Regions from separate parts of the Homo sapiens genome. Here region 1 is linked to region 2. Evidence: read pairs that join two places in POLR2A ChIA-PET (ENCODE). Cell type or tissue: PC-9. All regions are shown on one strand. Each heading gives the region's core, and the rest is flanking DNA. Links, peaks and the distances in the headings are about the cores only. Region 1 overlaps AFG2A (AAA ATPase AFG2A). Region 2 overlaps AFG2A (AAA ATPase AFG2A).

Region 1 (16,303 bases), core at 6,590-11,589, 170 kb before region 2:
ATAAAAATCAATTTCAGGCCGAGCGTGGTGGCCCAAGCTTGTAATCCCAGCACTCTGGGAGGCCGAGACAGGTGGATCACCTGAGGTCAGGAGTTTGAGATCAGCCTGGCCAACATGGAGAAACCCTGTCTCTACTAAAAATAAAAAAATTAGCCGGGCATGGTGGTGGGCCCCTGTAGTCCCAGCTACCCAAGAGGCTGAGGCAGCAGAATCACTTGAACCTGGGAGGTGGAGGTTGCAGTGAGCTGAGATCGTGCCACTGCACTCCAGCCTGGGTGACAGAGCAAGACTCTGTCTCAAAAAAAAAAACCAAAAAAACCCAAAAACAAAACAGGGTTTTTATTAGCATAGGTAACCAAACTTTTTATTTCCTTCATAAATGTGGTTCCTTCCTAATAATTTTATTTGTGGTTTTATTGTCTTTATTTTTGTATAAATTTAGGGACTGTAAGTGCAGTTTTGTTACATGGATTTGCCCCTGGTGTTGAAGTCTGGGCTTTTAGTATAAACATCACCTGAATAGTGTACATTGTACCAATTATGTAATTTCCCATCCCTCACCCCCTCCCACCCTCCTACACTTCCAAGTCTCCAATGTGTGTGCTTTATTTAGCTCCCACTTAGAAGTGAGAACATGCAGTATTTGACTTTCTGAGTTTTCACTTAAGATAACAGCTTCCGGTTCCATCCATGTTGCTGCAAAAGATATTTCAATCTTTTTTATAGCTGAATAGTATACCATGGTAAAATATATGCCACAATTTATTTATCCACTCATCTGTTGATGGACACTTACGTTGGTTCCATACCTTTGCTATTGTGAATAGTGCTGCTATGAACATAATGAGTGCTATGAACATAACGAGTGCTATGAACATAATGCGTGAATACTTTCCTTTGAGTATATACCCAGTAGTGGGACTGCAGGATCAAATGGTAGTTCTTTCAGAAATCTCCATACTGTTTTCCATAGACATACTAATTTATATTCTCAGCAACAGTGTATAAGCACTCCCTTTTCTCTGCAGCCTCACCAATGTCTTTTTTTTTGGTCTTTTTAATAACAGCCATTCTGACTGGGGTAAGATGATTTCTCATTGTGGTTTTAATTTGGCGTTCTCTGATGATTAGTGGTGTTGAGCATTTTTTCATATGGTTGTTGATCATTTCTGTGTCTTTTTTTCGAAAAATGTCTATTCATGTTCTTTGCTCACTTTTTTATTTATTTTTAAAATTTTTTATTTCCACAGGTTTTTGGGGAACAGGCAGTATTCGGTTACATGAGTAAGTTCTTTAGTGATTTGTGAGATTTTGGTGCATCCATTTCCTGAGCAGTATACACTGAACCCAATTTGTAGTCTTTGATTGCTCACCCGCTTCCCATCCTTTCCTCCTGAGTTCCCAAAGTCCACTGTGTGATTCTTGTATTTTTGCATCCTCATAGCTTAGCTCCCACTTATGAGTGAGAACATATGATGTTTGGTTTTCCATTCCTGAGTTACTTCACTTAGAATAATAGTCTCCAATCCCATCCAGGTTGCTGTGAATGCCATTAATTTAATCCTTTTTATGGCTGAGCAGTATTCCATTGTATATATATGTGTGTGTATATATATATGTATATATATATGTGTGTATATATATGTATATATATATGTGTGTATATATATGTATATATATATGTGTGTATATATATGTATATATATATGTGTGTATATATATGTGTATATATGTATACACACACACACACCACAGTTTCTTTATCCACTCGTTGACTGATGGGCATTTTGGTTGATTCCACATTTTTGCAATTGCGAATTGTGCTGCTACATGCATGAGCAAGTATCTTTTTCGTATAATGACTTCTTTTCTTCTGGGTAGATACCCAGTAGAGAGATTGCTGGATCAAATGGTAGTTCTACCTTTAGTTCCTTAAGGAATCTCCACACTGTTTTCCATACTAGTTTATATTCCCATGGGTTTGCCCACTTTTAAATGGGGTTATTTCATTGCTGTTGTTATTCTTGCAAATTCTGGATATCAGTTCCCTGTTGGATACACAGTTGGCAAATATTTTCTCCCTTTCGTCAGAATGTTTGTTCACTCTGTCCTTTTGTGCTGCAGAAGCCTTTTAGTTTACTTAAGTCCCATGTCTATTTTTGTTTTTGTTGCTTGTGCTTTTGAGGTCTTAGTCATGAATTATTTGACTAGACCAATGACCAGCAATTTTCCCTAGGTTTTCTTCTGATATTTTTAGTTTCAGGTCTTACATTTAAGTTCGTGATCCATCTTGAGTTGGTTTTCATATATGGTGAGAGGTAGGGGTCCAATTTCATTCTTCCACATATGGCAATCCAATTTTCCCAGCACCATTTATTGAAAAGGTGGTCCTTTCTCCAGTGTATGTTTTTGTCAGCTTTGTCAAAGATTGTTGGCTTTGTCAAAGATATGTGGCTTTATTTTTGAGTTCTCTATTCTGTTCCATTGATCTGTTTTTATACCAATACTATGCTGTTTTGGTTACTATATCTTTGTAGTATAGTTTGAGGTCAGATAATGTGATGCCTGCAGCTTTGTTCTTTTTGCTTAGGATTGCTTTGGCTATTTGGGCTCCTTTTTGGTTACATATGAATTTTAAGATGTTATAATTCTGTGAAAAATGATGTTGGTATTTTGATAGGGATTGCATTGCATATGTAGATTGCTTTGGGCAGTATGGTCATTTTCACAATATTAATTCTTCCAATCTATGAATATGGCATTTTTCCCATCTGTCTGTATCATCTATGATTTCTTTCATCAGTGTTTTGTAGTTTTCCTTGTGGAGAATTTTCATCTTCTTGGTTAAGTATCTTCCTAGATATTCACTTTTTTTTTTTTTGTAGCTATTGTGAATGGGATTGTGTTCTCGATTTTCTCAGCTTGATTGTCATCAGTATATCAAAATGCCATAAATGGTTTTGTTATCTTTTAAAAAGCAATCTAGAAAGTGTAGCAATTTTCAATTTCTGCTGTAACTTATCACAAATTAGTGGATTAAAACACAAATGTATTATCTCACAGTTCTGGAGGTCAGAAGTCTGAAATGAGTCTATAAAATGGGGCTGAAATCAAGATGTTGGTAGAGCTGTGTTTTAGAAGCATTAGGGAAGAATCCCTTTCCTTGCCTTTTCCAGCTTCCAGAGGCCACCTGCTTTCTTTGGCTTGTGGGCCCTTTCTCCATCCTCAAATCCAGCTGTGGAGCATCTTCAAATGTCTCTCTCTGACCTTTGCATCATTGACCAATTCTCTTGCCTCCATCTTTCCCTCATAACGATCCTTGTGACTACATTGGGTCTACTAGAAAAATTCAGGCTATTCTCCTATCAAGATCCTTAATGTAATCACATCTGCAAAGTTCTTTTTGACATCTGAAGGCTACATAACAAACACATGCATAGGTTCTGAGGATTAGGACATGGACATACTTGGATAATCATTCTGTCGAACACAAAAAAGATTAATTTGTTTTGTTTTAGAGTTTGTTCTTCAAACAATGAGCTGTTGGACTGACCACTTCTGTTTTTTAATTTATTGATTTCAGCTTTTACATTTTTTTGAGATTAATTTTGTAGTTTTTTTTTAAAATATAAGTTTTTAGTAGAATGCTTAATTCAGTTAATCTTATTCTATTAAGGAAAGTGTTCAGGTGTACAAATTATCCTCTGTGTAGAATGTTAATTGTGTCCCACCAATTGTATATAGTACTTTCATTATTATTTTCTAGATATTCTCCAATTTTGTTTTCGATTTCTTCTTTGTTCAAGGAATCACTTAACAATTATTTTTGAGCTTTTAATTGGTTGATTTTTGTTGTAACTGTTGTTTCTACATTAGTTTTATGTCATGGTAGTTATAGGGTACATTCTGCACCATATCTACTTTAGCAAATACATTGTTATATACGTGTGTGCATGTACCCTATAATTACATGTATCATGAGTATAAAATGATGTGCATTCTCTATTTGCAGAGTTTAAACATATGTGTTATTAGTTATTATTCAGATCCACTGTATCTTGGAGATAATGTCTACACTAGGTCATAATTTTTTTTTTATAGCAGCATAATGTTCCATTATATGGATGTACCATACTTTATTTAAATAGCCCTTATGGATAGATAACTGAATTGTCTTTTTAACAAAGCTGTAATGAAAAAATTTTATACATACCATTTTGTAACTGTGAATGTATATCTGAATGATAAATGGTTTAATGTGGAATTTCTGAATCTAAGGCTACATGAGAGTATTATTTTTCTTCTTAGTCCCTTTCCTTTGCTCTGTTAATTCTGTTTAAATCTGACTCAATTATTTTATCTACTGAATCACATCATCCATGTTTTCTTAACTTTTTTTGAGACTTCAAAGCCATTGTATTCTAAACTTTTTTCCTCTTTCCTCAGAAAATGTTCCTTCTTCCAAATGTACCCCAGCTTTCTTTTGGTGTTTTCTCTCCTCCTCCCAGCCTTCCCCTTCACCCCACATTTTTGGCATAGTTCCCCTGCTATTTTCATTTGGGATATTTCACTTTGTGATTATTCACGGCCCCAAAATAATCTGCATTCAGTATCTTTAATTCTCCTATTTGCTTGTCGCAATTTTCATTATTACCTATAATTATGTTGGGTGCAAGTAATATTTTAATGGCTGTGGGTGTATTATAAAATATTTGAATGTATTATTACATGTTAATTTCCTTTGCATTTAACTGTATTTCATTGATTTTTATTATATATGTTGTTCACATTTTAATGCTTCTGGAATCAGGATGTAATACCATTAACATGCAAATCAATATTATAGTACTTTATCTTTTTTCTAGAAAAATATGTTTTTAAATAGTGAGGCTTACAATTGATGGTGTATTGAAACCAAGTAAACAAGGTATTTCCTGTCACACTGAATGTGTTGTCAAGCACAGTACATGTAAAACTTCCTAGATCCTTTTTAAGTTGGTGTAAAATTGAAATCTGTAATACGTGTTATATTTGTTCCCTATTTTAAGCATAGATGAATTCTATGTTTCTATTTTTTTTTCTTTTCATATCCTTGGGTTTTGCTGTGTGTGGGTGTGACACTTAACCGTCTTTCCAGAAATGTTTATCACTAAATCCTGAAAGAAGAGTCTACAAATTTCCATATGATTTTGTAGGACTCTCAAAACCCTGTAACATCTCTTTCTGCAAAAATTTGTTGGAGTAAGGGGTATATTTGATAAAGACATTAGGCAAAAGGCCTATGTGTGCACACAACTGTTATAATGAAAATCCAAGGAAGAAAGGCAAATTTGTAACATTAGAATTTCTATGTGGACCACATTTGGAAAGCAGTGTTAATTTAATCCATACATAATATCAAAGGATGCTTTGGTGTGTGCTCATCTTCAAAGGAAGCATTCAGGAAAACATGACACAATAAGCCAAGACTCTAATAACCTCACATTCTGGAACTTCAGTAAAAACAGACCAGTACAATACCTTTATTCTATCTTTACAGCAACTTTTTCTGTAACCTTCTGATTAGGCTAAATTAAACATATGTTCAAGTTTGGTTCTATAAATTAAATCTTTTTTTATAAATGCAAAATCTATATATTATTTTTAAAACCTGTTTTACACATTAGAAATAAGACAGAACTAAATATTTATCGAGATAAGTTAGGGTAGTTTCTTGGCCATGAAGAAATAAGTTAGAAGCCGTTCTAAGTTTTGTTGTAAGAAGAAAAAATTGTACTATTCAAACTAAAATCTCCTGGAACACTAAAAAGACATGTCAATGTGAATATCCCTGACATCCGAAAGAATCTGGATCAAAGGCAAACTTTCAACCAAACAGATGCCAAAAAGTAAATTGTCTTCCTAAGACAGGAAGCTGGCCATTTTCTTTCCTTGCTGAGCTTAAATTTTCCATGAACTATATACCATGTATTCGATCACACACAAACCCAAATAATAGGATCATACACTGTTCCCCCCTTTTTTTTTTTTTTTTAAGAGATAGGATCTCGCTACATTGACCAGGCTGGATTCAAACTCCTGAGTTCAAGCGATCCTCTCACCTCAACCCCCGACCGAGTAGCTGGGACTACTGGTGTGTGCCACCATGCCCAGCTTTCATACACTCTTGTAATACATAAACATGAGACTCTGGGATTAGAAGTAAAACCTTCATGGAGATGAAGCTGAGGTAAACTGTTATTAGTGACACCTGACCTGCTCTTTTGTATGACTCAGATTTTTACTAGTACTTTTGTAAAAAGGGAACAAGCTTCAAATAGAAGAATTGCATGCCTTTTCAATGGTAATAATGGGCTATGTGGAGATATAAATAATTGGCTTATGAGAGACTAAAGATATAATGTTCTAAAATCTTTAAAAATTCATAACTTCCAACTCCTTTGCAGGACTACAGTGCTATGGAAATAGATGTCTTATTCCCAGACATAATGTCTCCCATTGTGTCAGGTAATGAGAGTGTCAGCTACACATTACTTTCAGCAACAAATTCCTCTTTATTTGTTTCCTAGGTCCTAAAAGCCTGATCTCTTATTTGCCTTCTTGCATTTTATTCCATTGTACCCAATACTCCTGATTTTCCAGAAACATGGGGTTGTGGGCACTGTGGATTGCATTGTAAATTCATGGAATTGAGTTAAATGATATGACTGTATTGGTTTAAGGCCCATCTTTTAAAAATTATCACGAAATATTTAGGTACACAAAAAGTACAGACTATATTAAATCAGCACCTATATTCCCATCACCCACCCTAAGATATGAAACATTACTGACACAATTGAAGCAGCTCAACTTTTCTCCCCTGAGGAAATTCCTCACCAGTATTTGGTGCTTTTCTTTTCTATTCATTTATTCTTCCACTATATATGCCCCCATAAACACATATTTTTCATGCTTCAAATTTTAAATATCATATTCCTCTAAAACATTCTTTGTTCATCCATGTTTCATCCCTATTTCATATGTAGCTCTAATTATTTTTTATTGCCACAGTATTCCATTGTATGACTATCACATATATCTATTACTGATGGATATTTAGATTGTTTCCGGGTTCTTACTACTTAAAAATAATGGTGCTATGAACTTTCCTATTCACTATCTCACTGCATCAATGTGAGACTTGCTCTGGGATATGCACCTAGGAGAACTGTTAGATTGTAGGGTCTTCAACTTTGCTAGATAGCCAGTTGCCTTCCAAAGTGGTTGTACCAATTTATGCTCCCATCAGCAGATCTGAGGCCCCACCCATCACATCCTGTGAGATTACAAGCCCTTGGTAAGCAAGGCATTAGCTTTTGGAATCCTCTGAGACGAAGCTACATTCCTGTAACTAGTCCAAGTGCTAGTTACCCCCAGGGCATTTTTAGCTTGGCTCCATGTTTTTAGGTTAATTTGTAGGTTTTGAGGTTTCATGAATTTGAAGGTAGTGTGAATTCAAATCATTCTAAAGCCATGGGCAGGTAAGCTCATAGTCAGAATTCTCAGAGGTTTTTTTTTTTTTTTTTTTGAGACGGAGTCTCACTCTGTCACCCAGGCTGGAGTGCAGTGGCGCAATCTCAGCTCACTGCAAGCTCCGTCTCCCGGGTTTACGCCATTCTCCTGCCTCAGCCTCCCGAGTAACTGGGACTACAGGCGCCCACCACCATTCCCGGCTAATTTTTTGAATTTTTAGTAGAGACGGGGTTTCACTGTGTTAGCCAGGATGGTCTTGATCTTCTGACCTCGTGATCCGCCTGCCTCGGCCTCCCAAAGTGCTGGGATTACAGGCATGAGCCACCGCGCCCAGCCCAGAGAGGCCTCTTTTAAAAAATGTTTTAAAAATCAAAAGCACAGGCCAAGTCAGAAAGCCTCCTTGTGGTCTTCCTGGCCAGCAGGAGATTTTTCTTTTCTTGTCTACCCTTGTGCTGAGAGTGTTGGTTATTATAGAGCTTGAGCATTATGTGCAGAGCTCAGTTGTCACTTCATGTTATATGGGCTGAAGGCTTTGAGTGGCTATTAATATCTAAACTTGTTGATTGAGACTGCTACCCTCCTCCCCACCACCCAGCCTCCTGCACCAGAGTCATTTCAAGCTTCTGGTTTTTATTCTATTGGGAATGAGATTTCTTTCATTTCCTTGTTTAGGCCCTGAAGGATAAGTTTTCCTCTTATTTTCTTGTGCCCTTAGCCATATATTTAATAGGGAAGAAGGTAAGTTCCTCTCTTGTTTCATAATTTTCTATGTAGATAACAACTAAAGGGAACACAGAGCATAAAAGTTTTGAGGTTGTATTTATTTCAATATGGAAGTCTTGTTTTCCAGATCTGCAGCGTCCAAGAGAACCTTCTGAATGATGGGAATGTTTTCTACTCTGTCCAGTGTGGCAGACCCTTGCCACATGTAGCTATTGAGCATTTGAAATGTGGCTGATATGTCTGATAAACTAATTCTTAAATATTATTTAATTGTAATTAATTTAATTAAAATGGTCAGATACAATTAGTGGTTATTGTATTTGACAACACAGTTCTAAGTGGTAATATTCTTTGTCCCCTAGGTGGGTTTATGTACTGGTAAACCAGTGTTGTCTTGAAAATCTGATATTTTTGAGGATGTAAATATATTTGAGGATTAAATATTTGAGATGTGACTTCAGAATATATGTCACCACAGGCTGGGCATGGTGGCTCACACCTGTAATCTCAGCCCTTTGGGAAGCTGAGGCAGGAGGGTCACCTGAGGCCAGGAGTTGGAGACCAGCCTGGGCAACACAGCAAGACTCTGTCTCTCTGTTTAAAAAAAAAAATTAGCCTGACATGGCAGTGTGCACCTGTTGTCCTAGCTACTCAGGAGGCTGAGTCAGGAGGATCACTTGAGCTCCAGGAGTTTGAAGGTGCAGTGAGCTACGACTGTGCCACTGCATTCCAGCCTGGGTGACACAACAAGATCCTATCTCTAAACAAACAAACAAGGAATGTATGCCACCACAAAACTGTATAGCCCATTATTTTGATAATCAGGTATTTCTTGTCTGATTTGTCTTTCTGGGAATTTTCAAAGATCTACAGTGATCAAGTTTAAGTGCACATTCTTCCCATTGCCAGTTTCTGATCTGAAGTCAGAGAATCACTTTCTGAAAGCTTTTTCAAGAGTATTTATGAAGTAATAAAGTGTGAAGAAATCCTGAGGATAAATAACAAGAAGCATAAATATACATATTTAGAATGCAACATAATATGTTTAAGATTACAATTTGGCGGCAGGGCGCAGTAGCTCATGCCTGTAATCCCAGCACTTTGGGAGGCCGAGGCGGGCGGATCACGAGGTCAGGAGATCGAGATCATCCTGGCTAACACGGTGAAACCCTGTCTCTAATAAAAAAAAAAAAAAAAAAAAATTAGCCAGGCATGGTGGTGGGCACCTGTAGTCCCAGCTACTCAGGAGGCTGAGGCGGGAGAATGGCGTAAGTAAACCCAGGAGGCAGAGCTTGCAGTGAGCCTAGATCACGCCACTGCACTCTAGCCTGGGCGACAGAGCAGCGAGACTCTGTCTCATAAAAAAAAAAAAGTACAATTTGGCCTATCTTTGAACTAAAAAGTTTACTGGTACCCTGAAAATATGTATAAGTAAAAACATGAATGCTTCATATGATTTATTAAAAGCATTTTATGAAAAAAAAACAAAAACACAAAACCTCTCCAGGTATGGTGGCTCACGCCTGTAATCCCAGCACTTTGGGAGGCTCAGGTGGGTGGGTCACCTGAGGCCAGCAGTTCGAGACCGGCCTGGCTAACATGGTGAAACCTTGTCTCTACTAAAAATATAAAAATTAGCTGCGTGTGGTGGTGCACACCTGTAGTCCCAGCTACTCAGGAGGTTGAGGCAGGAGAATTGCTTGAACTCAGGAGGCGGAGGTTGCAGTGAGCCAAGATCGTGCCACTGCACTCCAGCTTAGGTGACAGAGTGAGACTCTGTCTCAAAAAAAAAAAAAAAAGACAAAACAACAACAAAAAAAACCCAAGCCTACTGATCTAGGCTTAGAGTGGGCTTACACTTTCAAAGGGCATTGTATTATACAAAATATCTCTCAAAAAAAATTTTTTTGGCCATAGGTAGAGATTAAGAAGGCTAAAACAAAAATGCATATATGAATTTTAATGATAACACATATATGTATATTTGAAAACAAGGCCACATAAGCCTGGCTGGCACATTGGGCCATTTTACTGGCTGGCCTTCAAAAATAAAGATTACAAAAAATTTATCCACATACACTTTTTTATATCCCTAAAGATTACAAAAAATTTATCCACATATACTTTTTTATATCCCTGTATAAAATTGATGCCAACATGTTTGGCATTTTAGAAAGACACTCAAACAGATTCTGGAAAAAGAAATCGCTTCATGGGATGAACAGACTAGGTCGCAAATGAAAAAGCTAAACATTTGTTTTTTAAACCACACCACAAATTTCCAGGTAAAACTGATTGAAACTTATGCTCAGAGATATTTTCACTGTACTTACATGACTTGAAAATCTGTAAGAACCAAAGCCCCTAAATTCTACTGAACATACTTCAAACATTTTGCCTAGTAAAATTTTTTTTAACACTCTCAAAAAATTTTAAAAAGAAACAAATTTTCTCTGGAAAGGATTTTCAGCATCTTGAATATATATATTTTCTCAGAGTGTATGCAGCCCACTCTTCTCTTGATAATCTTCATAAAAACGTCTCAATGACTCAGGAATTCTAGGTGTCACAGTGCTCAAGGCCTGAGTGAAATGTCTTTTCATGATGAGATTGGCTTGAATGTCTTCTTCCAGAGCCAGAAGAGCTGCCTCTCTGCAGACAGCTACAATCTGAAATTTTAAAAAATAAGTAAATAAAAGGAGGTAGAAAACAATCAGTACTCTTTTAGAAACATAATATTCCAAATATTCATCTGTGGTACCTTCTACAACTAAATGCCCATTGCTAAAATTTATCTGCAAGAATTAGTCCACTCAAGTTTTCAAAAGGATAAAAGGTAATCATATACAGAGCATTCTGTTCTTTCCTTCATCCCAAAGCAACGTATTAAGTACTCAGAACCAGGAGTGCCAAAAGATATCTAAGAAGTGGCATTTGCTTTTAAGGGCATTTGCTCTTAACTGTAAGGGTAGGTAGCTGTGCACGCACATACTTTTAACAAGGGATGGCAAAGGATGCATGTCTCTATGTGGTGGAGGGAGGCGGGAGCCAACGGTCAAGGGAGGGCAGAGGGGGAGATATTCTGATACAGAGTGAGGCCTTGCTCATCAACACACCGTGTCATAGCACAGAGTTTCCACATTCCTTTCAACCTTTGATGTATTACCAACATGTAAAAGCATTTCTTTATGTGTATCTCTTTAATGAGTTCTTAAATCTCAGGAATATCAGATAGGGTTGTCAACATTTACTTTGGAGAGCTGCATTAGAACAGAGAAGTGAATGCTGTTTACTCAGCCAGGAAAGCTGGAAGAATTGAAAAGAATCTGGGGAGGGGGCGGAATGGATGCAGAGGGAGGAGGGAGGAGGCAGTAGGAAAACGGAAGGGGAGGAAGGTTCAAGAATCCCGAAATGTGTTTTTAAGCTCTCTGGACTTCAGACAGCGGAAGCAGGCTGATGCCAGTGTCATTCTAAAGACACATTACGGTAGTGAAAAGAGCTTGTGGGATGAAAAGAGATATTGTGATTTTCAGGGCAACAGGGAAAACAGTGATTGATATTGACTGCGCCCTTATATTGGTAAATGAAAGGGCCAGCTGAAACACATTTGTCCATCCATTCAGCGTATTTTCTCTGTTTGTTCACTCACTGAAAAGAGTTCCTCTGCTTATGCTGGGCTAATGGCTGCCAAAGCAGTTTAGTAGCTTTTTAGGGGATTTAGCAGCATGTTTAGGGAGCTTTCAAAAACATGCATAGATTTAGATGGCTTTGTCAAATTACGACAATGTAACTATTAGTTCTGGGCTTCATTAATGAGCGCCGAAGTTAACTGTAGTGGTTATGCATGTTAATGTTTTTCTGAAAAAAGAGGGTGGCTATCATCTTGTTGAAGGAAAAAACAAAACTTCAAGGGATTAGTAAAACCACTTTATCACATGTTCTGGTGCAAAAAGAGCTCTTTTGAAAACAAGAATGTGATAATTAATAAGCACAGTAAAAACCTGTGAAATGACCAGCATGGTAAACTGGCTATCCAATGGTTCCACTGTGTTCTAAGGGGACCTTGGAGATCTCTACAAAGGGAGGTGAAGGGACCAAGTGGGAAGAGTCCCCACCCACACCCTTCTGAGCAGCACTTCTTTCATCTGGACAAGAATTTGAAGCAATGGTTGCAAGGCTAAGAAGTCTGAAGAATCACTGGAAGAGGCAAAGAGCACTACATTTCCTGCCAGGTGACGGAGCTCTCTTTCTCTCTCCTGCATACCTCCCCCACCCCTCATAGCTGAGACTCCCTCAGAGAATAGAGAGCCTGGCACATAATGGTTGGGAACATTTATTGAGCACCTACTATGTGAGTGGACAAATATTAATTACTGTACTATTTCATTTGCTATATGACTGATATCTCCCTGTTTTTGCACAGTGCAGTGATCTTGCTAATAGGGGTATGTGTAAAGTCTGATGGAAACACATCCAACAGAGTGGCCAGATGAGCATGTGTACCATGGTGGCCAGGGCGGGGGTTGGAAAAAGAGCAGGGTTGAGAAAAAAAGAGGTAACCAAAAGGCTGCCTGGAACCTCTCAACGTTTCTGGGTTTTGATTCACATGGCGAGATGGGCGGTTTGCCCCGCTGGCACATCCGAGGAAGGGAACCAATTGTCAGACAGGCTTTCACTCTCAACACACAGTAATCAAACTGGCAGAAGAAGAAATGGTTGTACTCCTGTAATCACTGGAACCTCAGGGAGCCTAATACAGCACAGTAAATAAATGTAGGTAGTGGGAAATGTTATATCATTAGGGCCTAGAAGGCTGTCCTTAGGGTCAGTTCCCCTGGGCATTCCTCTTTGCAGAATCACTTACTTTCCTTCACATTTGCTTCTATAGATTTTCTCTCTCTTTTTTTTTTTTTTTTTTTTTTTTTTTTTTTGAGACAGAGTCTCGTTCTGTCACCAGGCTGGAGTGCAGTGGCGTAATCTCGGCTCCCTGCAACCTCCGCCTCCTGGGTTCAAGCGATTCTTCTGCCTAAGCCTCCTGAGTAGCTGGGACTACGGGCGCGTGCCACCACGCCTGGCTAGTTTTTTGTATTTTTAGTAGAGATGGGGTTTCACCATATTAGCCAGGATGGTCTCGATCTCCTGACCTTGTGATCCGCCCGCCTTGGCCTCTCAAAGTCCTGGGATTACAGGTGTGAGCCCCCGAGCCCAGCCTGCTGCTATAGATTTTTCTATGAGCTATAAGTTGTTGTTTTGTGGTGGCTTACATGGTAATGACAAAGCGGCTTTAGTGATCAGTTATGGTCAGAGAAGTAGTGACCACCTGAAATGTGAATGTTTGTAACTTGGGGCCTCTAGTATATGTCAACATTTGGGAAAAATTTCCCTACTATATTTAGTACTCCCCTGTCTCTTAAACAATTCCATCTAGCTTGGAGAACTACGAAACTTGAGATATAGAAAACTTGGACAGAGTTTTGACCAGATCACTAATGGTTGGATGAGATAGGGATGACCTAGAGAACTTCTGAGTGTTAATGAAAAGAGAAACATGGGTACTCAAGGACCTCAATATGAACGTGACTTCTTCTGTGTAGAGGAAGGAGTGCAGCTGTCTGTATGTCCTAGGGCGGGAGAAACACTGCCTGAATTCAACACTTGCTTCAATAAACATTACTCTGTTTCTTTTTATTTATAAAGGATGCTCTGAAGAACTAGTCAATAAGGTCATCTTCTTCTGCCACTCTTACTTTCCTATCACATTTACTTAGCAATATACTGCCAGTAACTGAGGGAAATGTAACCAGGACACTACAAATAATTAGCCAGTCATTCTTTCGTCAATCAACATCCACTGAATAGCTACTCTGTGCAATAACTATATTAAGCCAGGTGGAAGATCCAGGCATGTCTAAGATATAGCACCTGTCTTCCCCTGCTCACAAACCAGTAGTGGATGCATGTAAGGTAAATGCCGTGTGTACCATGGTATTAGAAGTACTTTCAGGGAGGCAAATGGAAAGGGCTTTAGTGTGGAGAGAAGGAATAAGTTACAGCTTTGGAAACCAAAGTGTGAAGAACAGAACTGAGACATGCATACAGGTAAGGGAAAGGAATAAAATGAGTAGAGAAGCAGCAAGGTGGGAAGAAAGAAAACACGGATTACATTGAACTAGCCTCAGTAGACAGAATGGAGAAATTTTTTTAAAAGAATAATTCTACCATCAAATATAACTAAAATTCACAATGATAGTGTTTTCAAAGTCATGTGGGCCACAATGACAGTGAAAGCTAGTCAATGCCAGTCCTCTCTAAAGCTCTAAACCAAATCCACAAGCAGCTGATGCACAAGCAGCTGACAGAGCGCCACTCCTAAAAGTTCCTTTTGTTTTTATTTTTTCCTCATGAAAAGGCTTCTTAGTAGAAATTCCAAAAGCAAAAGCATTGACTGGATTATTGGTTCTTTTCTCCTACCGCGAATAAAAAGGTAGATTTGGAAACAGATGTATTCTTAGGATGTCCATGATGGCTGGTTTCTATTTGCTCTGGGAGCCACTTACTGTGGTATGAGTTCCAAGATATGATATAATATCTCCCAAGAAAAGTGCAGCTCTCCTGCTCTTCTCATGGTCCACGCCAGCATTTCCGTTAAGAAATCAGTGTGTTCAGGAGAAGTATTCCATGGTCAAATAAGTTTTGGGCAACACTATACAGGTTGAGTATTCCTTATCTGAAATGCTTGGGACCAGACATGTTACAGATTTTGGAATATCTGCATTCTACTTACTGGTTGAACATTTGTAATCTGAAAATTTGAAATCCAAAATGCTCCAATGAGCATTTCCTTTGTGTGTTATGTTGGTACTCAAAAGTTTTGAATTTTGGAGCACTGTGGATTTCAGATTAGTGATACTCAACCTGTATATATTCTGTTCCCCATGGTGCACAATAGAATTTTAAAGGTTTTACAAAGGCTACTAATGATGGTCAGTTTGATTTTCTTTAACCCAGTGCAATGGTCTGAATGTTTTTCTCCAAAATGTATATGTTGAAACTTAATCTCCAATGCTACTAGTATTAAGAAGTGAGGTCTTTGGGAGGTGATTAGGTTGTGAGCGTTCTGTACTCACTGACAGAATTAGTACCCCTATAAAAGAAGCCTGATGGAGCTGGTTGGCCCCTTCCACCATGTGAGGACACAGCTAGAAGGTATGTCTATGAGGAATAGGCCCTCACCAGACACCAAATCTGTTGGCACCTTGATCCTGGACTTCCCAGTTTTCAGAAGTGTGAGCAATAAATTTGTATTATTTAAAAATTGCCCAGTCCAAGTTATTTGGTTATAGCAGCCAGAATGGACTACGACACTCGTTGTTTCCCATAGAACTCTTCCCCTCCTATTTCTGGCAGAATATCTATAAATGGTTTAATGGTGATCTTTGGCACATACTTTGGGAGATACCAAACAACTCAATCAGGGCACATTATGGCTCTTGCTTATTAGCATAGCTTTTTACTTTTGCTCTCCCCATTCCAAAATAGAAAAAGGAAGCGGGTGGAGGACAGAAACACAAGGAATAGACATATAGACATATTCCTTGTGTTTCTGAGAAGATGGGGAGAGGACATGAGAGACAGAAGGAAGGCCAGTGTGTTTAATGGGTCAAAGGGCAGCAACAGTGGTAGCAGCCAAAGCACTTACTTGTGCTCTGGCTATGTAAATAGTCAAGGTATGTTTGCTGAACTGAATAGTTACTTAACTACAACTACCTTTTCAAAAAGATGCATGCTATGTTCATCTTCCCCAGATTTGGCCAATCTATAGTATTTTTAGTTACTTATGTTTCATATGATCTAGATAAGCAGTCCCCAACCTTTTTAGCACCAGGGACTGGTTTCGTGGAAGACAATCTTTCCATGGACAGGGGGCGGAGGAGTGCGGGTGGTTTCAGGATGAATCCGTTCCATCTCAGATCATCAGGCATTAGACTCTCATAAGGAGTGCACAACCTGGATCCCTCACATGCACAGTTCACAATAGGGTTCCCACACCTATGAGAATCTAATG
Region 2 (16,303 bases), core at 5,274-10,273:
TTTTTCTTTCCAGTCCATTGGCCTATTATAAATTTTATGAATTAGATGGTTTTATCCTTTCTCCCAGGATTTTGTCAAGTGTTGCAGCAAAGACTCATCTTATCTAGTTTTATCTCCATCTCACTTTAGTCACCTGATTCTTGATTTCTCCATTTGTAAGCCTGTAACTTATCAAATTTATTTACTAAGTATAAGTGCCATCTCTGTCATAACTTGGGCAAACTGTAAAGTAACAGTGGTATAAAAACAGTGTGTGTGTGCCAGGCGCCGTGGCTCACGCCTATAATCCCAGCACTTTGGGAGGCCGAGGCAGGCGGATTACCTGAGGTCAGGAATTCGAGACCAGCCTGGCCAACATGGTGAAACCTTGTCTCTACTAAAAATACAAAAATTAGCCGGGCATGGTGGCACCTGCCTGTAATCCCAGCTACTCGGGAGGCTGAGGCAAGAGAATTGCTTGAGCCCGGGAGACAGAGGTTGCAGTGAGCCAAGATCGTGCCACTGCACTCCAGCCTGGTCGACAGAGCGAGACTCTGTCTCAAAAAAAAAAAAAAAAATAGAGTGTGTGTGTGTTCTGTACTGACTTCAATTCTATCATGTTGCAAATTTTTGGCAAGGTATGTACCTCCTATTTGTAATCAAAGAAACATTGTTGGCCTCCTATCCCACGTTAGAAATCTATAATAGATTAGAAAAGGCTCTGGTGGTGGTATCAGTGGGCCAGCTAACTAACTCTAGTTACAACAGTAAGCCATACTGGCAGAAAGCAGAAGCAATCAAGAGACACACTTAATGGCACATATTAAAATATAGTAAAGGCAGTTGCTATAGGCTAGCTACAGATCAACTCCATTATCCACTGCTATATTTGCTTTCTGATTCTTTCACCTTTCCAGCTGATCTGCTTCCAAGTCATTTTATAACCACCCACTCTTCACTACTCCCCGGAAAAGTTTCATTGTTTAATTTTAAAAGCATTTCTCTCTCTCCCCCTCACTCCCCACTTTTCAACAAAATGTGGAGTTCTGGTCTCAATCATTATGCACACGTAGCTCTTAGTGCTAAAAAGGAACTGTATGTATACTTAAAAAAGAAAATTGAGATTTTTGCCTTCTCACATGTACCCATGTTTAAATAGTGGTAAAGGATGTAATTTCCAGAGTTTTGTAAATATTGAGATTTTAAAATAAGACCTTTACATCAACTCTTTCAACATATTCAACAGATTTAAATATACAGTGATTTAACACTACCATCTATTTAAAAGATATCTTTGAGAAATTTTACACTGCTCTTTTTTTCTCCTTGAATTTGTACTTCTACTCTACTATCCCAATAGAATTTCCTTCTTTCTCTGATCATCTTGTAATAATTCTTAGAAAAATATGCACATATTTTGAAATTTTAAAAAGTGTTCACTCATATGAACATAAGGTTCTAAGTATTACGTTTCTTCTGGATTGAATGAGCATTACAATGATTCATGTACAATTACATAAATGTATTAATGATTTTTGGAAAATATAATTAAACATTAAGGTTATAGAAAGTTCGTTTCTTAATGAGACAGCTGGAATCCTCTTATTAGTCTCCCTCCCCAGTGAATTTTTATAGACATTGTAAACTATTACTTATTGCTACAATTCAATTTTTTAGATTCTATTTCAATTTCTAAAAAAAATTTGTGGAATAAAGTACAGAGAAACCTTGTTCATACAAATAAGCGAGAAGTAATTCTGTTCTAATCATATTCCTCAAGTATTTGAAATCTGTCTATATTATATATCAGGAATGATGACAGATAACAACTGAAAATCTTTTTTAATTGTAACTACTGAGAAAATAAGAATGAAAAAGGCAAATGGTAATTATTATGATCTTCAGACCACACTCAGTAAACTGGTACTGAGTACCAGTTTAATAATAGATGGCTTTAGTGCCATCTATTCTCTCAAACGTAATACCTGTATTTCCCACTGCCCACTTGTTTGATGCTTCAGAGGTAAAGAGGAGTTTGGAGAAGAGAAACTTCCACCCCCATCACAAGTGAATTCTCAAGCAGATCAGTTTTAGGCACTAAAGATCTAGAAATGGGTTTCCTTAAACTATCATTCCTATGTATACCATGCACAACCAAGACATGACATCTCCTGGTTTAAAGAGATTCATTAAATTTAAGAAATTAGTTAACTTTGATCATACAGCATTTAAGTGTTAGAGTAAGATAACAGAAGAGTGAAATGGGAACACAAATATATAATATAAAATAAGATCAAGTTTATCATAAAATGTTATAGATCTTGGAGTTTCCAGTATAAAGGAAGGAAAAATTGTTTAGGATAGAAAATAACTTGGAAGTGAAAGGAGTATGGGGCATTTGTTGGGACAGATCTTTGCTCACGGAAGACTTATGAACAATGTGACATGACAGCATAGGTTGCCCTAGTAGTCAGTCCCTAGGTGTATGTCCCTAGCAACTGCAACGAACTCAAACCCTGTGCGCTTTGCCTTGTAGTGTAATCATGAGGGAAAAAAATGAGAGGTTTGGCATCCACCCCTTGTGATCTGAAAGAATAAAAATATTGGAGGCTTGGTTAAAGTGACACAATGGTTCCAATGGTGCTGCAACATGTTCAGATAAAAAAGCACCTGGAAATCTGTGTTCTTTGTTTCGTTTGGTACTGAAGCTCTTTTCTCAATTTATCAGTATCTGTTCATGTTATCTCTGATGTCTATTATTAAACAGAGAGCTTAATTTTGAGTTTCATAACTATGCATATTTTTCACTGTTAGTGTCTAAAGTTCATAAATACTTTCCCTGATGAATACAAGAACCTCAAAATTTTCACCTACTCTGATCTCTAACTGACTTCCTTACCCATCTTGTCCCCATAACTGCTGAAAGACTAATATTACCTGGAGTTTTAATTCTAAGCCAACAAATTACTTGGCTCTTATTTCTTTTCTTCCCCTTCTTTTCCGTTTTTCTCCCCATTGTGTGGCTATAAAACTATACCCTTTCTTGGGTTCTTTATTTCCTTTTACTAACTATATCTCACTAGTTCCTTCTGGACATACTTTTCTTGCCTGGTGCTTTTCAGAAATAGTGTTGGTACAGTAAGTTTTCTGAGATCTTGTATATGAGCAAATATCCTTACTTCTCCCTCATATTTAAATAAGTTAGTTGGATAAAATCTTAGGTTCAAAGTTAGTTTCCTATTTAGTGGCCTCTTGCATCTAGTGTTGTTGAGAAATCTGTCAGTCTAATTCATGACAGCAAATCAATCTCTTTCTGTTGGCATTTATCACATGTGTTAACAGGATTCTAGACATTAAATTTGCATTAGAAGTACAAATATGTTCTAAATTGTTCTGAAGTACTGCTATAAGTATTCAGAGTATACACAACCTCCAAAAAGAAAAAATAATCCAAAGATTAAGAAATAACATAAAAATACATTAAATTACTGTTAATTAAACTTTAAAAGTTCGTAGTCCAGTTTTCAGTAATTAGGATGCCACTCTCAAGTAGACATATTATTCTTTAACCAATATACCAAAAGGATATACCTCATTGGGGATCAGTTTCCTAATCTATAAAATGAGTAAATATTTGGAAGAGAATTTTATGTAGTGAATTCTCAAGGAATGATACTAACATTTTTCACTTTTGTTATTATCGTTTGGAAACTGTTAATGTCACCGGCTTTGGATTTAAACAGATTTAATACTAGTATATAAACTACTGACTACTAACTTTGTGGAAGTTTTAAATTCCCTAAACTTCAGATTCCCCTCATGTAAAAGGAAGAGATAATGAAAAGTGCTTAACATATTAGCAGATTGAAAGTGCATTATTTGCTACTATTATTAGGTGTGCAGTAATCTAATTGCTTAATTTGTCATATAACCAGTGAGTTTTATCTGAAGGACTCCTGTGTAATTTACAAGATGAAATGAAGAAACTGAAGCCAACTTTAAGGCTTTTATGTCTTTTACTCTGTATGTTCCTCTTCCCTGATGTATCTGTCCACAGTTTTCAGTTTCATTCAAAAATTGGGCAACTGAGTAAAAGAGCTGGCCCATGTATGCAAGTTCCATCAGTGTGGCCAGGTAAAATTATTCTCCAAATTGAAAAATGAGTAATAGAAATGGTAAGAAAAATAATTATTAATTATTTTTTAAAAATTAACTCTATGCAAGGCACAGCCTCTAGAACCACCACAGGAAGAGAGTGAATCTCTGCCTTTTAGAAGCTTCCAATTTCGGGATAAACAAAAAGATAAACAGCAATGTAAAGTCATATGCATTAAATGCTGAGTGGATCTTCTAGCCTGTATGTTCTAAAGAAAATGGAAAAGAGAAAAAAAATTATTGTCTTAGGAAAATAATTGCTTCCAGTACATTTTCAAAGCCAGTTCCACTTTTCCACAGGTCCATCTACTGAAAGATGAAACCAAAACCAACAGAAGACTACAAGGCCATTCAGAACTATTCATAAACTAGTATGACCAATTTCATCAAGTAATCAAGAAACAAAGTTCAAGTTCCTATGACTCTGAAAATTTTACAACACAGGTTCTTTGAGGTCACTTTTCCTATGTTTCAAAAACTGACTATAAAAACAAGTACTTTTCCCCCAACTTTATTGAGAGAAATGCTTTTGCTTTTAATCATATCTAACATTTAAGACAGGTTAAAGAAAGGAAATATCCCTTTTAATTATGGAGCTTTTTAATTACTGTGTGGTTTACAACAGTCTCACTTACAAGTCATCGTCCTTTCAAAACTAAAGCTAGCATCTCTCTTTATAGTATTATTTACTGGCTTCCCTTGCATCTGGCACCCAGGTCAGTGCATAGCAGATCAAACTATAATCTGAGCTCAGATCACAATGAAACAAAAGCCAAGGAAAGCCCAGTTAGCATTACTATATTACTTACAGCATGTAAATAAGCTGAATTAGATAATTTACATTTTATCCTTACATTAATTGAACTTTGCTGTGCAAGCCAGAAAGGTATCTATTAGAAAAAAATATTAAAAGCAAATGAAGCCAACAGATATATAGAGCTAAACAATGAGAACACGCTCTTTTCAAAATTTCCATCAGATCTATAAGGCAGTATAACAGAAAGAAAATGATTACAGTAATTCCTAGAGCAACTGGAAAAGTTGTCAACCCCATAGGTGTAGATTATTCTTGAGTTTTTCTACCCATTTACTGCCTTTTCCCCAGGTATACCACACAAGTTAATTCATTTATCCACTCACTCAACATCTGTGGAAATACTTCCTAGTACTAAACAAAAAGTCTGGGCTAACGAATACAAAGATGAAAACATTATATAGCATTACGATGAAAACATTATATAGCCCTTACAAAACACCAGTAGTCTGTTGCTGGTGAGGCCTGACTTTCTGACTGAAAAGAAGGAAAAATAGATTTAGCTTTCTAAATGTCCTTTCAGGTTAAAGGAAAAAAAAAAAAAAAAGAGAGAGAAGTTTATGCATATCCCTGAATGAAGTCAAGCTTTGGGTTCAGGAGTATTTTTATTTTCTCCCCCATGTATGAAATTTTAAAATCATTCATCCACCGAGAAATGCAAAGCATTACATTCTATTCTTCATGTTTCCACAGATTGGAGACTAACTTTATTAGTATATAATGCCAATTTATTAACATAATTTCTCCTTATTTCCTCTTAGTAACACTTAAGTCATGCCTTCTTTAAACTCTTGTACCTATATCAGCACAAATACTGTACTTAGTTATTTGCCCGAAAATTGGAAAAGCTCATAAGAAGGTGGGTTACTGACAATGGATAAGAGCCATATATACATCAACCATTGCAAATTCCATCAGATCTTGGAAATCCCTAGAAAGAAAGGCACAGATGTGATATACGTTAATTATCAAATTGTGAAAGAGAAAGTAGATGTTGATAGGTCTCCCAAAAGATTATTTATAGTTAATGTAATAGCGACGACTGCTGAAAACTTGCTGAAATATTTTGTAAAACAGGATTACATTTTTTAACATTAGAATTGAAAGGGAAAAATAAAGCAATTGAAGGTACAACAACTTAAAAATTTTAGTGCTAAAGTCGGGTGTGTATCTTTGATAATCTTTCTTTTTTTTTTCTGGAAAAACTAATAATACAGGGTGAATACCCCTTATCTGAATTGCTTGGGACCAGAGTGTTTCAGATTTCAGATTTTTTTTGGATTTTGTAATATTTGCATTATACATACTTACTGGTTTAGGGTTGAGCATCCCAAACCTTAAAATCCAAAATCCTAAATGCTCCAATGAGCATTTCCTTCAAGCATTATGTTAGAACTCAAAAGTTTCAAATTTTGGAGCATTTCAGGTCTTGAATTTTCCAACTTAGAATGCTCACCCTGTAATAGCTATTGCGTCTCAAGGCCTCACTTTACAACAAATTGTAAGCCAAATGATTCGTATAAATTATCTCTTCTGATCCCCTAATATTTCTACAAAAGAGTTATCATTCCTATTTTAAGATCCATGTATACTGCAGATTATTTTTAAGGGAAAAGCAAGTAGTTATGCAATCCTGTATTAGGTAAAGAAGTACTTTTCACAGCCATTCTTGGTTTTCCAGCTGTTGGGAGATTAACCCTGAGAGAGCATCTAAAGAACTACCATTCTCTTAAATTAAAGGCCACAGAATGAAGTGAAGTCTATGACAGATTACCAAAGTTAACGTATCTCAAGTTGTTTAAGAGGGACATGAAATCAACAATGAATAGATTCCTTGGAAATATGACAATTTAAAGATGAAAGAAAATTACTCACATATATAATACAAAATTATATCTGCTTTATCCAAATGTTAGTTTTTCTGATGCTTTCTAAATTAAATATATTTATTTATATGACGAACATTCACCAAAACTTAAGAGTACCAGGAACCATGCTAGACTAGGCCATGAATAAAACATGACTGCTGTCTACCCAGGCCTGTGAAAGACTTTACATCTATGATAGCACTGTAGTAACTACCAAGGCTATATGCATGTGTACTTACATGCATGCATACATACATTCATTCCTACATTTGACAAATGAGTAACTCTATGTAATAAGGTATTGTTCTAGGTCATGTTCAGTGATAATTAGTATCCAAAAACAATTAAAAACTTCACAGTGATACAGATATTTAATGCCAAACAGCCAACCTCTCTTGCTAAATTCTTCGCAAAAATATAACCTATATTCACTGTCAGCTGTCCCAGTTGTGTCTATATAACATTAAAGAAAGGAGGAAAACATCAAGGAGTTTTAGATGATGAGATGAGTCAAAGACCATACGAATTCAAATAGTCAACCTAAAGCTCTAAGGACAATACTGCCAAGGAATGGTCTTAAAATACATATATCCCCCCTTTTAGGAGGGGTCACGTTTGCTACAAAAAAGTGGCAAGTGAGTAAAAAGGCAACCCACAGAATGAAAGAAAATGTTTGCAAATCATCTATCTGATAAGGGATTAATATCCAGAATATATAGGGAATACCTAAAACCCAACAACAACAAACAAAAAACAAACAACCCAGCTCAAAAGTGGGCAAAAAACTTGCATAGACGTTTCTCCAAAGATGCAGATCGAGCCTCTACTTACAACGGAGTTCCATTCTGATAAACCCATCAAGCTCAAAATATTAAATCAAAAAAATATTTAACATACCTACCCTACTGAACATCATAGCTTAGCCCAGCCTAACTTAAACATGCTCAGAATACTTACATTAGCCTACAGGTGGGCAAAACAAATCTGGCAACACAGTACACTATAGAGTAACACTGTTTTTTTGTTTGTTTGTTTTGTTTTGTTTTTGAGACCGAGTCTCGCTCTGTCACCCAGACTGGAGAGTGCAGTGGGGCAATTTTGGCTCACTGCAACCTCCGCCTCTGGGTTCAAGCGATTCTTCTGCCTCAGTCTCCTGAGTAGCTGGGACTACAGGCCCACGCCACCATGCCTGGCTAATTTTAACTTCCTAGTCAATGCAGCAGAAATGTAATATAATTTTTAAAAGCACCCAGAACAACTGGGAGATCAATGCCTACCAGAACAAGCAAGTCCCCTAGTGAAAAATTCCAATTCACCACAAAGTTATTCTTTTTGTTTTGCTAGAAACTTTCTTTTAAAATCATGTCTTTTCTAGAGAACAGACTTTTAAACACATGAAAACAGTAACTATTTTACATTCTATTATCCATGGTAAAAATATGCTGTGGACCTTGCCTGTTATGTCCAAAATTAGTTGCAAATCATGAAATCTCAAAATTGTGTGTTATATTCTAGATGTCATCTCACCAGGACAGAATACTATGAAGTTATTAGTTATGCAATCTAGATGCTATAATTAATGTAGGCTAAAATGACACGAGCATTTTTTTTAGTAGTTTCATGACAATGTTAACTTTTGTTCCATGTGGGGTCAAATTTCCATGTACCACCAAACAAGTAAAATCTTTCTCATCCTACAAGTGTTACTTTAGTGAACTTAAATGTAAAATTTTAGATTTGTTTTCAGTAAACTCCATATTGTGAAAATGTTATATAATGTTAAGATTATTATTACCATGAATATAAAAATTAGTATCTTGTCAAAGTTTAAAAAATGGGAATACACATAGAGCAATGTGATAATAAGCAATCAACTTTAAAAAACAAGTATACAAAGGGTTACCCTTAAGTAGTTTTAAATAAGAAGCAAATTTAATTCAGTATTTTTCAATTGAGAGATTTATAATGCCTGTGGCATTACAAGAAAGAATCGCTTTTTTAAAAAAAAAAAAACCTTATCCTCTAAGGGAGGTGTTGTGACACAGAACAGGTGTGAAGCATTGACTCAATAAATAAGCCTAACATATCATCATATATCAATCATTTAGAAGGCTATTTGCATTATTTTCTATTGTGATGTTGGAATGTAAGTAAAAGAAGAAAACCAGAATTTTAAGCACCAAATCCATTAAGCTATGTACATCTAGCACTCCCAACTACTGAAACTGAAAGCAGATTCAATTTAAAAAATAAGAGTGGTTGACAAAGGATGGATTTTTTCACTTACTCATTCTCCCGTATCAACAGCTTTATTTCCTACCTGTCATTTACTCAACTAAAGGTTAGATATTCTGAAAACAGGTTTGTTTACTTTACATATCAGGATTGAAGGAAAGAAACGAAATATAGTACAGTATTTATTTTCCTGAAACAGTTACCAAAATTTTAGCCTTCAAGAACTATGGTATACCAAAGAAAAGAGTAAATCCCTTGATCTCTCAGTGACCTATCTGTTGATATTTGCCTACTCCTGAGGGCTGCTTGAATACCTGAACAATTTGTTTTATCCTGGAAACCTATTTCTCTGCTATGACTGAAAAATAATGGGTATCAGTCTGAAAACAGAAAAAGCTCATATTAAATAATAGGCTTATAAAATTTAATAGAATGTAGAACTTGAATGATTCAGAAAATCAGTAACCATTCACAAAATAAATGGTTCCCAAAATTGCTCCTATTTATGGCCAAACCATAATGTAATAATGTGGCAATTTTTGTAAAGCATGTAATGCAACATAAGTTTTGACTTAAATGAAAGATAAAAGTACACCTCATAATGACTAGTCATTAATCCAGGTATTGCTTTATCAATCTAATACCCTGAAACTTACTGAGTATCTTAATTCACTAATATGAAGTTTAAATTGCCACTGAAGTATATTCTTTATTACTACATTTGTAAAACTAGAATTTACACTGTTACCTGTGGCTTTTCCAAATCAAAATTCTAACTGACAGATGGATCAAGTTTTAATCTTCAAATATTGGTGCTGATTTTCTCAAATCTTTAAAAGTTATTTGATTCCAGAAAGAAAGAAAAAATAAATAAAAGATGGTTGTGTCTGAGACCTGAGGCTATTAAGAAAGAAAACAAAACTACAGGTTGGTTAAAGGAAGTCTGTAGAATTATTTCCCTACTGGTTTTAATGAATGTTTCTGAATGACCTTTGAGTACCAGTTCATTAAGAACAAGACAGTGATTGCTACAGAATCAGGAAAGGGAATGCAAAGAGAAAGTTGCCAAATTCAAAGGCTTTTAAAGTATTTTCACTCTATGTACTTGGAAATAATTTGTTTCATAGGCATCAAGCTTTTGTCTTAATATTTACATCTGTTTTATCTCCTCATTCAAGAAAAGCTATAATATAATCAAAGTTACAGAAGAAACAGATAGCTATTAAAAATTCCAAAATTTAAATACCTCTTAAAACCACATGGTTAATAGGAACATTTTAGGTGGATAATGTAAAGAGTATTCCCATTTCACTGGTAAGGTTTGAGTCTGATTAAAAATTCTAGTTCTTTGATATACATATATTTTATACATATACATGTATATGTGTTTCTAAATTTGAATTTATTCAACTCTGGTATCCTAAGAAAAAATGTAAATCTTATTTTTGTTATTATTATTCACTAATAGTATAAAGTATGGTTCCCAGTCTGTCGGTTGTAGGCTCCTGGGCTTGAAGACCTATAAATACCAAATATTACCTTAAAAAAATGAAAAAGTATATTTTGAATATATTTATTTTTTTTCCAAATGTTAAGTGTACGCTGTTATGATTACAAAAAATAGATAATTAAAGTGTTACACAACTTGCAGTAGTATTTTCCCATAAGGTATTTTTAAAATTACACTGAAAAAATTTAACTGCAATTATGTGGGAATCACAAATTGTTTTGATTCCAAAACTAGTTCAACAATATCAAAAATGTTTAAAGTTTCTGGAATACATTTAAGAGCTATCTTAAGAAGTATGAAATATGTCTTAAAAATGAGAAAATAGTAAGCTTTTATGACAATGAAATTAGAACACTCAAAGAATGTGTAAATTTAGAAGTCATACATACTTAGAGGTTTGTCATAAACATAACTATTATCTTAAGTAAAATACAGGCAGTAGCATTGTGGTCAAATGTGCAGACCCCAAAACCAGACTCAGAGTACAAATTGCAGCTCTGCCACTTAGCTGTGTTACCTGGGGCAATGAAATCTCTTTGCAAGTCAGTTTTCTTATCTATATCAACAATCTCATACTGAATTTAGGAAATATCCCAAGAAAGGAGGCATGGACATAACGTTATTTTCCATATAATTGCACACTATAGGCTGAAATTAATATAGAATAAAACAAATAATTAAAGGATGCATAACAAGCAGTACAGAAAAGATTAAGAGAAGTGTGGGCTAAAAGGCAACTTAATGTTGTCCTTTGTGGCAGACACCCAGCTGTCATCAAATATCCATTTTCCCTATCTTCTTGACCTAGATCATTGTAAGGGTTCTATACTAATGTATAGAAACTTCAAGTGATAAAATATTAACTCTAAGTAGACTGTGAAAACTTAGATGTGAATATTGTAATTGCTAGAGCAACACACAAAACAAAGAAATTTTAAAATGCCAGTAAATGAATTAAAGTAATAAAAAATATTCCAATAATTCAAAAGAAGGCAGAAAAAGGAAAACCGAAGAATGAAAAACGGAAGCAAACAGCAAACAATAAAGTCACAGACATAAACCCAAACATATGGAAATTTATACTAAATGGTATAAACACAACTTTAAGAAACCTGATTAAGACTGTACAGCAAACAAGATACAAATTGAATGCTATCTATATGAAAGTCAACTGTAATAAAATAATACATACATGTTAAAAGAATGTAAAATGAGACCACGTGATCACCAGCAAAAGAAAAGTGGATTGATTGTGTTAAAATCTGAGGAAGTTAGATGTCAGAATACAAAAATTACCAAGAGATGTAGAGGGTGCAACAATTGATAAATGTGAATGCATCTAAGAATAGAGCTTCAACACAGATGAAGCAAAGCTGAAGAAAATGAAAGGAGAAATAGAGAAATCCACAATTACACTTGGAGACTTCATCATTTCTCTCTCAGGAACCAAAAGAATAGACCAAATAGAAATTCTTCAAGAATATCAAATACATGAATAGCAGCATAATCAACCAAAGTGACCTAAATCAGGGGTCATCAACCCCCGGGTTGTGGATCAGTACCAGATTGCAGCCTATTAAGAACTGGTCTGCACAGCAGAAGGTGAGCAGCAGACAAGCAAGCAAGCATTACTGCCTGATCAGCCGCACCGTTAGATGCGCACTCATAGAAGTGTGAACCCTACTGTGAATTGTGCGTGCAAGGTATCTACGTTGTGTGCTCCTTATGAGAATCTAATGCCTGATCTGAAGTGAAATAGTTTCATCCCGAAACCAACCCCCGCCCCACACCTGTGGAAAAATTGTCTTTCACAAAACTGGTCCCTGGTGCCAAAAAGGTTGGGGACCACTGACTAAATGACCTCTATAAAACACTGCACCCAACAACAGACTACATTCTCTTTTTTTCTTTTTTTTTTTTTTTGAGATGGAGTTTCACTTTTGTTGCCCAGGCTGGAGTGTAATGGCATGATCTCGGCTCACTGCAACCTCTGCCTCCTGGGTTCAAGCGATTCTTCTGCCTCAGTCTCCCAAGTAGCGAGGATTACAGGAATGTGCCACCACGCCCAGCTAATATATATTTTTTTTTTTTGAGACGGAATTTTGCTTTTGTTGCCCAGGCTGGAGTGCAGTGGTGCGATCTCGGCTCACTGCAAGCTCCACCTCTCGTGTTCACGCCATTCTCCTGCCTCAGCCTCCCAGGTAGCTGGGACTACAGGCGCCTGCCACCACCCCAGCTAATTTTTTTGTATTTTTTTTTTTAGTAGAGACGGGGTTTTACCATGTTAGCCAGGATGGTCTCGATCTCCTGACCTCGTGATCCGCCCGTCTAGGCCTCCCAAAGTGCTGGGATTATAGGGGTGAGCCACCGCACCTGGCCTAATTTTGTATTTTTAGTAGAGACCGGGTTTCTCCATGTTGGTTCGGCTGGTCTAAAACTCCCGACCTCAGGTGATCTGCCTGCCTCAGCCTCCCAAAGTGCTGGGATTATAGGCGTAAGCCACCGCACCCGGCCAACAGACTACCTTCTTTAAAAGAGCACACAGAACAGTCGACAAGTTAGGACAATGTCGTGGGTGATCATAAAACCCACATATTAATTTACATAAATTAATAAATGTAAAGACTAAAATCATACAAAGCATGTTTTCTTACTAGAATGATTAAATTATTAGTTAAAGACACTGAGTTACTGAAAAATTTCCAAATATTTGGAAATTACAAATCTTTTACTTCCTTGTTTACTAATTGTTTTACTTATTTTTTCATACTATTGTAAATGAGATTGTTTTCTTAATTTTTTTCAGACAGTTTGTTGTTAGTGTAAAACAAAATGCTACTGGTTTGTGTAGGTTGATTTTGTACCCTGCAACTTTATTGGGTTTATGAATTCTAGCAGTTTTGGGTGGAGTCCTTAGGATTTTCTATATATAGCTGTCCCTCAGTATCTATGAGGGATTAGTTCCAGGCAACCTGGAGGATACTAAACTCCATGGATGCTCAAGTCCTTTATATAAAATGGCATAGTATTTGCATATAACCTATGCCTATCCCATATACTTTAAATGATCGCTAGATTACTTAAAATACCTAATACATGTAAATGCTATGTAAACGTTGTTATACTATATTGTTTGATGAAGAGTGACAAGAAAAAAGTCTGTAGATATTCAGCAGGCATAACTATCCATTTTTTTCTGAGTATTTTCAATCTGTGGTTGGTTGAATCCAAAGATGCAGAACCCACAGATACAGAGGTGTAACTGTATAAGATCATGTAGTCAGCAAACAAAGATAATTTCACTTCATCCTTTCCTATTAGGATGCCTTTTATTTCTTTCTCTTGTCTAATTGCTCTGGCTAGGACTTCCAGAACTATGTTCAAAAGAAATGGTGAGAATAGGTAAGCATCTTGTATTGTTCATGATATTAGAAAAAAAGCCTTTAGCTCTTCAGTATTGAGTATGCTGTTAGCTGCAGACTTGCCATATATGGCCTCTACTGTGTGGAGGAACATTCCTTCTGTACCTAATTTGTTAGATTTTTAATCATGACAGGATGCTGAATGTTGTTAAAGGCTTTTTCTGCATCTATTGAAATGATCATGTAGTTTTTGTCCTTCATTCTGTTAATATGGTAAGTCACATTTATTGATTTGCTTATGTTGAAGCAATCTACATTCCAGGAATAAATCCCACTTGATCTACTGGTAAATGATCCTTATAATGTACTATTGACTATGGTTTGCTAGTATTTTGTTGAGAATTTTTACATCAATGATCATCAGGAATACTGGCCTATAGTTTTGTTTTGTAATGTCTTTGTCTGGCTTTGGTAAGAGGGTGATTCTGGCCTCATAAAATGAGTCTGGAGGTATTCCCTCCTCTTCAATTTTTCAGAAGAGTTTGAGGAGGATTAGTATTAGCCCTTCTTTAAACGTGTGGTAGAATTCAGCCATAAAGTCATGTGGTTCTGGGCTTTCCACTGATGACAGACTTCTACTTACTGAGTCAATCTCCTTACTAATTATTGGTCTGTTCAGATTTCCAATCTCTTGATTCAGTTTTGTTATGTTAAATGTTTCTATCCATTTTTCTAGGTTACATGATTTGTTGACATATAATTGTTCATAGTAGTTTCTTATGATCCTTTGCAAAAAAAAAAAAAAAAATCCTAAAATTCATATGGAATCACAAAGGCCCAGAATAGTCAAAATAATCTTGACCAAAAAGAACAAAGCTGGAAGCATCACACAAACAGATTATAAAATATACTGCAAAGCCATACCTAGCATCAAAACAGACACATCAACGAATGGAATAGGACAGAGAGAGCAGAAATAAATCCACATGTCTATAGTCAATTGATTTTTGATGATGATGCCAAGAACATACAATGGGGAAAGGACAGTCTCTACAATAAGTGATGACGAGCAAACTGAATATCCACATATAGAATAAAAATGGACCCTTTTCTCACCCCTTATACATGAATCAAGTCAAAATAAATTGAAGACTTAAGCAGAAGACCTGAAAATAAAACTACTAGAAGAAAACCTAAGAGAAAAAGCTCCACAGACAGAGATTTCTTGGATATAACCTCAAAAGCACAGGCAATGAAAGCAAAAATAAACCAATGGAACTGCATTAAACTAAAAAGCTTCTGCACACCAAAGAAACAATAGAGTGAAGAGAAAAACCCCAGATTGGGAGAAACATATGCAAATCATACATCTAATAAAGAGCTAATATCTAAAATATACAAGGAACTCAAACTACTCAATATCAAGAGAACACATAACCCTATTAAAAACTGGAAAGAACTTCAATACACATTTCTCAAAAGATACACAAAAGTCCAACAAATACAAGTGCTCAATATCTCTAATAATGAGAAATGCAAATTAAAACCACAATGAGATGTCACCTCACATCTGTCAGACTGGCCATCAGAAAGATGAAAGACAGTAAGTTTTGGCAAGGATGTGAAAACTAGGGAATCCTTATCCACCGTTAGTGACACTGTAAATTAGTAAAGCCATTTAAGAAAACAATATAAAGTGATATTGTAAATTAGTATAGCCATTTAAGAAAACAATGTCTAGGTTACCCAAAGAAGTAAAAACAGAATGACCATATGATTCAGCAATCCCACTACTGGGTATTGTAAAAGGTATCAGAATCAAAATGAAGTCACCTGTGTCAAACTCAAACAAAAAATATATATAAATAAAGCTAGGAGTTTACAAAGGGAGGCCACACACACACACACACACACGCACACGCCTATGATAGGAACTATAACAGACACTGTATGAAGGACTCTTAGGCACATATGCCTGTAACCACAACGTTCTAAACTGCAGATTGTTACAGGAGTCACAAGGACAGCTAGCCAGATGCACAAGAACACTTGCCTGACACAGTTTCCACTAAAGAACTGGTGTCAGCTCCTGTGATAAGCCCCGTAACCAATGTTGTCATTGTTTCAAAATAAACTACTACTTTTCTCCTTTACCTTTAAAAGCATCCCCTTGCCTGAACCTCTTTGGATATGCCTGTGGTCCCCATAGGCTGCATATCCCAGAACTGCAAATCCTCTATGCAGTCTCGAACAAACCCATTATCTTCGGAGAACCTCTCTGCCTGCTATTTAGGTTGGCAATGTATACACAAAGGATTGAAATCGGCTGGGCGCAGTGGCTCACGCCTGTAATCCCAGCACTTTGGGAGGCCTAGGCGGG

The links. ChIA-PET counts read pairs that join two places held together with the same protein. Peaks named below come from ENCODE experiments on the same cell type or tissue, not always from the same donor. Only the 100,000 strongest peaks of a DNase experiment are listed, where the experiment ranks them.
Region 1: POLR2A ChIA-PET joins it to region 2 with 5 read pairs; 3 of 35 experiments call an interaction of 5 or more read pairs at or near these places.

The regions. Positions count from the first base shown.
Region 1 is chr4:123,308,492-123,324,794 of GRCh38, reverse strand. AFG2A (AAA ATPase AFG2A) reads right to left here. Exons shown (of 16, transcript NM_145207.3): 16 at 5,362-10,907. The coding sequence ends at 10,731. Among named protein-coding and RNA genes, the nearest start is that of SPRY1, 80 kb to the left of the region's middle. In PC-9, for the core only: no CTCF peak of the experiment used is centred there; a DNase peak (open chromatin) is centred at 9,014; H3K27ac peaks cover 460 bases.
Region 2 is chr4:123,133,024-123,149,326 of GRCh38, reverse strand. The region is part of intron 14 of AFG2A (AAA ATPase AFG2A); the gene reads right to left. Among named protein-coding and RNA genes, the nearest start is that of AFG2A, 220 kb to the right of the region's middle. In PC-9, for the core only: no CTCF peak of the experiment used is centred there; no DNase peak of the experiment used is centred there.